Linked DNA regions of Homo sapiens: region 2 is linked to region 1. A link is an interaction called in ENCODE POLR2A ChIA-PET data of the cell type or tissue named here. Cell type or tissue: PC-9. All regions are shown on one strand. Links, peaks and the distances in the headings refer to the core of each region. The heading gives the core; the rest is flanking DNA. Region 1 overlaps LOC105374781 (a long non-coding RNA gene). Region 2 overlaps SPRED2 (sprouty related EVH1 domain containing 2).

Region 1 (5,384 bases), core at 57-5,056:
AAAAAAATTAATTAAAAATAATTTACTCAAAATGGATCACAGACCTAAACCTAAAACTATTAACATCTAGGGAAAAAAAAAAAAAAAAAACAAGAGAAACTCTTTGTGACCTTGGGTTAAGCAAATATTTCTTAGAAACAGCACCAAAAGCAAAATCAATAAAAGAAAATCAATACATTGGACTTCATCAAAATTAAGAACACTTATGGAAGATTCTAAAATCTCTTATGGAGAAAAAAGAAATAAAACTGAGAACATTTGCTCTTTGAAAGATATTGTTAGGAGAATGAAAAGGCAAGCTGCAGACTAGGAGCAAATATATGCAAGTTACACATTTGATAACAGATTTGTATCCAAAATATGTAAAGAAATCTCAAAACTCAATAAGAAAACAAAACAACCAAATTTTATAAATGGGCAAGAGATTTGAACAATTTACCAAAGAGGATATACAGATGGCAAATAAGCACACGCAAAGATGCTCAACATCATTAGTCATTAGGAAATGCAAATTAAAACCGTGAGATACCACTACATACTCACTAGAATATCTAAAATTTAAATGGTTGACCAAATCACTTGTTGGCAAGGATGTTGAGCCACCTAGAACTTTCTGGTTCACTGCTGGTGGAAATATGAAATGGTACAACCACTTTGGAAAACAGTGTGGCAGTTTCACTAAAGGTTAAACATGTTGTTCAAAGTTCAACTAAAAAAAAAAAAGTGAAACATGCACCTGCCATATGGCTCAGCCATTCCATTCCTAGGTGTTAACCCAAGAAAAATGAAAAACCATGTCCACACAAAGACCTGCACATGAATGTTCATAGCAGTATTATTTGTAATAACTAAAAACTGGAAACAATCCATATGTCCATCAACAAGTAAATGAATAAACAAATTTTGGTGTATTAATCCAATGAGATACTACTTAACAATAAAAAGGAATAATCTATTGATATACTCAACGACCTGAATGAATCTCAGAGTAATGATGCTGAGTGAAAAAAAAGCAGAATCCTTCCCCCCTAAAAAGAGCAAGTACTATATGATTACTTTTACATAAAATCTTAGAAAATACAAACCAATCTAGTGGCAGAAAGCAGATCAGCAGTTGCCTGAGTGGGCAACGGAAACTTAAGGGGCAACTAATATGCTCATTATCTTATTTTTACTTTTTTGGGGGGGAGGGGGACAGGGTCTCACTCTGTCACTCAGGCTGGAGGGCTGTGGTGTGATCATAGCTCACTGACCGCAGCCTCGACCTCCCGGGCTCAAGCGATCCTCCCACTCAGTCATCTGAGTAGCTGAGACTACAGGCATGCACCACCACGCCCGGCTAATTTTCAAATTTTTTGTAGAGATGGGAGTCTCACTTTGTTGCCCAGGCTGGTCTCAAACTCCTAGGTTCAAGTCATCCTCCTGCCTTGGACTCCCAAAATGCTGGGATTACAGGCGTGAGCCACCATGCCCAGGTGCTCATTATCTTGACTGTTGATAATTTCATGGGTGTATACACATGTCAAAACTTATCAAATTGTACATTTTAAATAAGTGATATTTATTTTATGTCAATTATATCTCAATAAAGCTGTTTTTTTAAAAAAAATAACAATTTGATCCTTAGCTTCCTTCCCCAATTCTGTGCAACTGGGCAACTGACCTCCCACAATCCTGCCACTAGACTTAAGGTTTATTCTCTGGAGGAAGTTAATGGAGCTTCTAAGGACTGACTGAAGGACAGCGGGCACCACTGATGGCAAGGAATTACAACAAAAAAAGGAAAGTCCACAGAAGGAATGCTGAGACTCACTGCTCTTTGGCCCCACCTGGGTCCCAGGACCCTGGCAGCCCGGTCTATCTCCTTGGGCAGAAGACTGGAAGACTTACTGGCCCAAGAAGAAATGATCAAACATCCTGACATTGGAGGGTAGCATAGCCAGATAACCCAATGGGGAAGATAGCAGTCAACAGGCTCCACTCACAAGATCAGAGCTGCTATTTGGCTTTTTAATACCCCACTCTTAAATATAAGCAGACAGCTAAAATTAGAATTTCACTGTTCTGAGAAAATGAAAGGTCAAGAAAGGCTTGTACTGGGGGCTAGAGAGCATTGTCAGAAAGATAAATTATATTCTTTAGAAAGAAGTCCTTTTAAAATGCCAAAAACAGAAAAACCATGAAGTAGCAATTTAAGCATATTAGGATGTGTGAGGATAAATATTACAAGAACCAACTGAAAGAATTGAAAGTGGTTGCCTCTTAGGAAAGGAAAATAGGGAGGAATGAGGAAATTACCGCAGCAACAAGTTTAGGAGAATTATGTGCCTCTTTAAATTATGTGCCCATGGGCCAAGCACGGTGGCTCATGCTTGTAATCCTAGCACTTTGGGAGGCCAAGGTAGGAGGATCACTTGAGGCCAGGAATTCCAGACCAGCCTGGGTAACATAGCAAGACGCTGTTTCTACAAAAGAAAAAAAAATTATCCAGACATGTGGCACACATCTATAGTCCTAGCTATTTGGGAAGCTGAGGTGGGAGGATCACTTGAAGTAAGGAGTTTGATGATACAGTGAGCTATGATCAAGCACTGCACTCCAACCTGGGTAACAGAGTGAGACCTTGTCTCTTAAAAATATATGAATTTAAAAATAAAAAAATTATGTGCCCATGTAACTTTGATTAAAACTGGTAAAAAAGTGAAAGAAAATTCATTAGAGATGAATAAAGCTCTTGAAAAATCAATGGATAATCACATGTCTCTGTTTGCCAGAAACATTCCCAGTTTTCATCTATTAATAGCACTCCCTTTTACTCTCAAAACATGCCCATTTGGCTAATTTTATGATGTGTGAGGTTGACCCCTCCTGAATCCACTGACCAACCGAAACATCACCTTAACATCAGACACAGTGTTCTGATATGATGCAGCAGGAAGTACACGGCTCCACCTATGAAATATCCTTGCCAAAAGCAAAACTTGAATTTCAAGTCTCCCAGTCAGGGTTTCTCAACCTCAGCTCTACTGACATTGGGGGACACGTGGTTCTTTCCTGTGGGCAGCTGTCCTGTGCACTGCAGGATGTTTAGCGGCATCCCCGGCCTCTACCCACCAGATGCCTGAAGCACCCCCACCCCCAGGTGTGACAACCAAAAGTCTCCAGACATTGCCAAACGTCCCCTGGGAGGTGAGGGAAGCAAAGTCTCCCCCAGCTGAGAATCACTGTTGTCTACATCTTCAGTACCAATGTACAGGAAACAGGATGGAAAAATAGGTTGAAGGACACCAGCAGAATACAACCAGCCACATTCAGAACGTGGGAAGTTCTGAAGGACAGATGACCCAACTATATCAACAAACAAATGGCATGGGGAAGGTATAGGGGAGGGACCATGACAGTATAAACCCCTTAAAATATGTCAACAAATGCAATGTGTGGACCTTGTTTGGATCCTCATTTAAACAAACTGCAAAAAGACATTTTTGACACAACCGGAGAAAACTGTGTTCGAAGGTATTATGACACTAAGAAATAATGCTAATTTTGTGGATGTGATAATGGTAACTATGGTTACACTATTTTTTAAAGCTTTCTGTTAGAGACACATATTGCTGTACTTGTGGATAAAGTGTTACGACGTCTATCTGGTTGCAGTGAGGGAAAATGGGGACTAGATAAGATAACATCGAATCGGCGACCAGTATTGACATTGAGTGATGGGTACACAGATGTTCATTATACTCTTCTCTCAACTTTTTGTGTATGTTTGAAAGTTTTTGTAATAAAAACTGAAACGTAATAAATCAAATCCATGAAATTAACAAAGCATGGCTCAATGGGAAGCTTCCAGAGTTTGGGGCTGTATCCCTAGCTCCTAATAGTTCTGTTCATTTTAAGCAGGGAAGTCACTTCTCTGGCCTACAGAAAAAGGGATCTTGAATTAAGAGATGTTCATAGTTTCTTCCAGGTGAGATTTTTAATGACTCTGTGACATTTCTTGAATAAGTGAGCTGGGTAACAGCCCTGAGGACCCAGCAGTCTCAAAAGCTTGACTTTGTGGTGGAGATGCTGGTGGACTTGCTGGTGGTGGGTACTGGCCCAGGGCTCCCAGGTTAAGCAATGTGCCCCCTCCTCGGCCCCTTCACTAGTTTAGAAGTAGCAAGATCAACTGCCTCGGAACATTCTGAATTAGAAAGCGTCTGCTGAATAAGGCTTGCGTCAAACTTCTCTTTAAGCGGCTGTGGCTGCAGTTTGAGTAACTTGTCAGGAAAGTGTGAACTACAAGTCAGTATTACAAAAGTGTTTATTTTCAGCCTTTCCAAAAAACAGTGAGAAAGAGGAAAGCATGCATAATAAAGCAGCCGGGCATCTGAGGCAAAAGTTGGCTTTTCCTTAATCCTCTCCTCCCATCCTCCTACCCTTTTTGACTACAGGTACCCCTTTTCTGTGAACTTGAATGCAGCCTCCCACAGGTTTGGACAAAAGAATGGCAGGAAGAGGACAGGTGGAACAGGATGGAGGAAAGAGGTAGCCCTCATAGGTACGGGTGCAGAGCTCAGAGTGGCAAAGGAACAGCAGAAGTCTTGTTCTCCCATGCCCCTGCCAAGTCCTGCTGCAACAAAATGATGAGCTTGGAACCGACTGCCAACTGCCACAAAGGGAACCCTTATTACAGAGAGCTCCCTGAAACACCCGTGGAAACAGCATGCAAAAGATCTCTGCTCATGCTTTGAAGAATGCAGAAAACTTTCCTTGCCACCGTATGTGGAGCATCGCCCACAGAGAAGGGAAGGGGAAAACTCACACCCATCTCCTCCCCTCCACCCCAATCCTGGGCCCCAACTAAAACCTCAGCTTCTTTCCCTCAACCTATCACAAGGGCCTCCCACCAGTCTTCCATCAGTGAGGGTGGGCTTTTGCAAATGCAAGCCTGCCCGAGCTACTTACTCTACTCTTTAAGATATTTTCACAAGCCCTTATAGCTGGGGGGAATAAAATCCAGTGTACAGAAGTTCTAGTAGAGGCAGTGAATACTAGTGATTTAAAAGCATCCTCAGAAATCACAGGCAATGCAAGAACCCCTGGATAAACATAAAATGAGTTTCTCTATAATACTCAGATGCCAGGCCTAGGGCCAGAGCCAAAGGAATCCCACCTAGACTCTGGGGCCCTTGGTTTTGGGCCTGTTCCCCAGCTTCTTCTATGCTGCAGCTCTTCCATCTCCTCAGAAGAGAAGTGGTGGGGGTGAGGGGTGTCAGTTACCAAACGGCAAGTCCCTCCCTGAAGAAAGTGCTGTGGAAAGGGCAGCCCCAAACAGTGGGTTCCCCAGCCTGAGGGAGTAAAAAGGATGGAGCAGCCCCAGGAAGGCTAAAGTGTGCATT
Region 2 (5,384 bases), core at 194-5,193, 81 kb after region 1:
ACGTAAAGCTTATAGTACAGGGCTAGGCATAAAACAGGTGCCCTATGTGGCTCTTTGCAGGGCACTGAGATAGATTTCTTTCAGGCTGAGCTTCATTTTCAGATAACCCTGTGAAGAAGGTATTACCCCCATTTAACTGATGAGAAAGCCAAGGTCAAGTTAGTTGCCCGAGACAGCAAACATTTTTTTAAAGCACTTTATTCATTTAGTCTTCTTAAAAATCCTGCGAGGTAGTTGGTATTATTATCCCTATTATAATAGGGAGAAGTGAGGCACAGAGAGGTGAAGTCCTTTCCTCAAGGTCATCCTGTGAGTAACTGAAGGAGCTGGGAATGGAGCACTCCAGTAGCCTGGTTCAGGAAGGTCTCTGTGCTCTTAACTAACCACTATGAACCATTGGGGTGGTCCAGCCTCAGTCGTTCTGACTCAGAGCTCGCAGCCTTTCTGCCAATCATGCTTGTTCATTATTCTTCTGAACTGGTGACAATCTGTCATTGCCATCATTTTTCTCACTTCACTTATCTTCCCAGAAAATGCTGTGAAGCATGAGGGGCATACTGAATTAAAATGGATTTAAATAAATTTGGGCTTGAGAATTCTGTGATACACCTCAAAGATAATGGGAGTAGTGCAAATTCAGAGTTGGTTATTATTGGAATGTTAGATCTATGTTAACTGAAATAACAGTTGTGGAAATTAAACCGATACAGTGAGTATTGATCCATTTTCTTTGTGTTTGCCTTAAAAAGGGAGGTATGTTTCTACCAGGGGGTATGGTTCTACTATACATGAGTAGAACCCTTAAATGTTAAAAATATGGAGTTGACTGTGCAGAATTAGAATCTTGATTTATTCCTCAGAAAATCCCCACACTACTGGAGACCCAGGCCTGGAGGATGATAGCTTGAGGCCAGGAAAACCAGCCTGGGCAACACAGTGAGACCCTGTCTCTACCAAAAAAATAAAAAATAAAAATTAGCCGCGTGTGGTAGCGCACACCTGTAGTCCCAGCTACTCAGGAGGCTGAGGGGAGAGGATGGCTTCAGGCCAGGAGGTCGAGGCTGCAATGAGCTGTGATCGTACCACTGCACTCTAGCCTGGGCGACAGAGTGACACCCTGTCTCCAGGAAAAAAAAATCTTAAAAGTAAGAAAAAACAAAAAAAACCTGAAAAGACCTTAAGGAGCTTGTAAGCTAGGACCTGTCATAGTATAAACTTAAGTGCCTAGTGCAAGGCTGAACAGCTAGTGAGGTGGTAGACCTGGAGTGGACTAAGCTCCATCAGCTGGTTGTGGTCTGGGTTTGTTTCCATGGGAATATTAGCAAATGCAACCTCCTTTCTAACTAAAGCTGGTCCCCTCTGCTTTCCTGTCCTTTTATCCAGTACAATATATACAAAGTGGATCAGTAGCAATACCCAAAACTGTTTTGCCTTAGCAATTTGCTTACTCTTGCTTTTATTCTGAAATTCTCTTCTTTCTTCCTTCACTTCTCCAGTAGGTGACATTCTGCTCATGCCCCCAGCCATCTCTGAGCCATTGCGTTTGGGTGGTCCTTTTTGACTTTCCCACCATAACCCCCTCCTCCCAGTCAAAATCAAGTCAAAGTCAAAATGCAAGTCAAAATCAATGTCTGTGTGTATTATTTTTTTCCCTACATTACATGGCAATTATTATTTCAAGTTGGGCTTATACCCAGCTAGATTCTGCATCCGAATTTGAGTTTTTTGGATTCAAGGTTACTTCTCAAATGCCTAGTTTTCTAGTTGTTGGCCCAACACCATTGGGCACATTGTGGTTGCTTAATGTCTATTGAATAAAATAATGGATTTAATTATTTTAAAGTGCTGTTTCATCCCTACTGACTAATGCAATAATTACAATTGTTGTATTTGGTTAACTTAGGGTATATATATATATAAGCCTCCTGAGAAACTCAACCATGTTCACATTGAGCCTCTGGTATTTTGTGGAAATTCCATGCAGAACTATCTGGTGGTAGTGATCTGTCATTGGTAACTCAAAACCCATTTTTATTCCATTCATTGTTGCGAGAACTGACAAGTAAAAAATCTTGACCACAATAAGACAGGGCCTGTTTCTATGCCTCTGTAGGAGAATCTCTGCAGAAATCACAGTATTAACAATTTTCAATAGCTGCAGGGTTCTGCTGGAGTCTTAACACTTGAGGGTGGATACAGCTGTGCTGATGAACTCCAATATTGGCATCATTCTTGTATTGCCGGCTGAACACAAATACAGTCTAACAGCAAAATTTTCAGAAATTGAACAAGTGATAATAGAGGCAGACCAGAAAGTTTTGGTGTATGTGATTATTTGTTTGGGCTTGTTTTTACTAAGGTAAATTAGGCCGAGTTTTTTAAAAAGACCCCGTCATCTCAATAAACTTGATAACTTATTCTTAGAAATATTTAAAAATTACTATTTAAATCTAGAACATTGTGATGGTGCTTTTAAGGCATTTTCTAGGGCTCTTAGTGACTTTGAAGTAGAAGAAATATTTTGTATTGATGCTCCAGTGCCCCGTGGAACAAAATATATTTTTTATATGCTTTCCCTGGATAGACATGAAGGATTGTTACATCTTGACATATGTCCCATGTCATGGAAAGAAAGTCAGGCCAGGATCATGGGAGTTTGCTAAATTAAGTAACAATTGTTTCATAACTACCCATTTCCCTTTCTCATGTAACCTTTATCAACATTATGTTCACATGTGGCATATTGCACACGTATTATCAAATTGTGCTTATGTTCTTCCTGCTACTCTCAAAGGGTAGTTGAATATTTATTTAAAAACAAACTTTCTGTGTTTACTTGCACTTAGAGGGTAAAGGTAAAGAAACAGATTTTGACTTCACCCTTAGCATTTAACACTTGTGATTGAAGAGATTAGAACAAATATTGGGAGCTTCTAAAATGTATGGTTTTGGCTCCTCTGTGTCCTGAAATAACGATTTTTCAGATCTGGTTGTTTTTATTCTTTGATATATTTCCTGTGGTCCATTTATAAATGCTTAAAACTTAATTATCAGTTAAGTTTTTAATTGACTTTCATTTGTTCATCTGGTAATGACATCTTTGTCTTTTCATTTTCATTATTTATTCCTCTTGTTTCTTTTTCTTACTGCTTTGCTTTGGCTCTGGCCTCCAGTACTGACTTTTCAGATACGCACTGTTTATTTTGTATTTGCATCCATACTAACTGAGAATGCACAGAGAAGCTTGGCCCATCTGTCTTTCTAGGTGTGGGAATAGGTTTGTTTGTTTGTTTGTTTGTTTTTGAAACAGACTCTTGATCTGTTGTCCAGGCTGGAGTATTCCAAGTGATCCTTCTGCCTTGGCCTCCTGAGTAGCTGGGATTGTAGGTGTGCGCCACCACACCTGGCTAATTTTTAAATTTTTAGTAGAGGTGAGGTCTTCTTAACGTTGCCCAGGATGGCCTTCAGCTCCTAGCCTTAAGCAGTCCTCCTGTCTCGACCTTCCAGAGTGCTGGGATTATAGGCATGAGCCACCTGCACCTGGCATGGGAATAGCTTTATCTTTTATTTTTATTACTTTTTTTTTAGAGATGGGGTCTTGCTCTGTTGCCCAGGCTGGAGTGCAGGGGTGCAATCATGGCTTACTGGAGCCTTGAACTCCTGGGCTCAAGCAGTGCTCCCATCTCAGCCTCCCAAGTAGCTGCGACCACAGGTGTACACCACCATGCCCTTTGAGAATAATTTATTAACCCTCATACCCATGGCCTGGCAGAACACTGAGCACATAGTAGGCTTTCTGTAAACAGTTATCAATTGGTTGAAGTAACTATTCATTAATTGAAAAAATAATTGTACCGTGTATAAAAATTTAACAATTTTTCACAATTTAACAATTATCTTTTTTGGATACCTATATCCAAAAAAGACTTTGAGTTGCTTTTTCAAAACTACTAAAGGAGAGGCTGCCATGATGGTAGTGGAAGAATCATGGACTTTGGAGTGAGACCGTACCTCTTCCCCTGCCACTAAGGGACCCTGCTAAGTATCCCAAGCCACCAGCCCTGGATTAATGTAAATGAGGTTCATTCTGCTGTATACCTAATAGGCTGTTAAAAAGTAGAAATGGACCAGGCATGGTGGTTCATGCCTGTAATCCCATCACTTTGGGAGTCCGAGGTGGGCCGACCACCTGAGGTCAGGAGTTCGAGACCAGCCCAACCAAGATGGAGAAACCCCATCTCTACTAAATATACAAAATTAGTTGAGCATGCTAGCACATGCCTGTAATCCCAGCTACTCGGGAGGCTGGGGCAGGAGAATCGCTTGAACCTGGGAGGCGGAGGTTATGCCAAGCAGAGATCGTGCTAAGCAGAGATTGCACCATTGCACTCCAGCCTGGTCAACAAGAGCAGAACTCCATCTCAAAGAAAAAAAAAAAAAAGCATAAATGAGGTAGCCTTGGTAAAACATTTTAGCACAGCACCTGAGAAATTGAGATTCAGTAGCATCCATCTACCCCAGGTCTGTCCCCCATCATGTAATAAGGTGTTCTTTCTTTTCAGAATTTACAAGGCAGAGGAGATCCATGAACTTTACAAGGCAGGAAACAAGATTTTCACTTTGTACCTTAGAGAGCTGAAATGACTTGCTCAAGGCTCCTCAGGGAGCTTGTGGGAGGATAATTAGGATTTAGAAGTCATGTTCTAAGACTGACTGTTTCTTTTGGCTTTCTAATGGTGTCCTGGTAGTTTTTGTACTGTGATAATCAATAATGCCCAGCTGACCATTGGCCCCTTTACTCAGTGATCCCAGTTGGCTGTGCTTTTTGAGATTCTGAGTTTTATAGCTTGTCTGTTCTCTTAGGGTAAGAGTACCTACCTGTAATAGCATCCTTGGCTCCCCTGCCATCCCTACGCCATTCCTGATATGTGGTCTAGATACCTTATTACCAGCAGCATTCAAATTCTCTCTAAAACAAAAGTCAGTAGGCTTGGTGTGGATGGGTGGGACTGACCATCCTCTTAGGAGTCACTTGGCTTATGACATGTTTTGTCTACTTGAATGCCATGTTTGGCATTTCATTTTATTTTTCCAGCCAAGGAATAAAGTGGACGATGGAGTGGGAATACAGACATAGTGCTAGACTAGAGGTTTAATTTATCAACATCCCAGTAATTTTACTCATTTTTATAGATCTTTTAAAGCAGCGTAAGTGTGACTATAGTCTTAATATAGTTATTACATTTCTCCCTTTTGCTTAAAGGTTAAGTCAAGTTTGATTTTTTTCTCAGGCTCAGACTCGCAAAGCAAATCTGCCTTGCTAGAATGATGTGCCTGGGCTCAACAGCTCACCTCTGGCCCTGAAGGCCTAATAATTGGTTGCC

What was found. Peaks named below come from ENCODE experiments on the same cell type or tissue, not always from the same donor. Only the 100,000 strongest peaks of a DNase experiment are listed, where the experiment ranks them.
Region 2: POLR2A ChIA-PET joins it to region 1 with 5 read pairs; 9 of 35 experiments call an interaction of 5 or more read pairs at or near these places.

What each region holds. Positions count from the first base shown.
Region 1 is chr2:65,503,200-65,508,583 of GRCh38, reverse strand. The region is part of intron 2 of LOC105374781 (a long non-coding RNA gene); the gene reads left to right. Among named protein-coding and RNA genes, the nearest start is that of SPRED2, 73 kb to the right of the region's middle. In PC-9, for the core only: no CTCF peak of the experiment used is centred there; a DNase peak (open chromatin) is centred at 2,983; H3K27ac peaks cover 1,579 bases.
Region 2 is chr2:65,422,830-65,428,213 of GRCh38, reverse strand. The region is part of intron 1 of SPRED2 (sprouty related EVH1 domain containing 2); the gene reads left to right. Among named protein-coding and RNA genes, the nearest start is that of SPRED2, 7.1 kb to the left of the region's middle. In PC-9, for the core only: no CTCF peak of the experiment used is centred there; no DNase peak of the experiment used is centred there.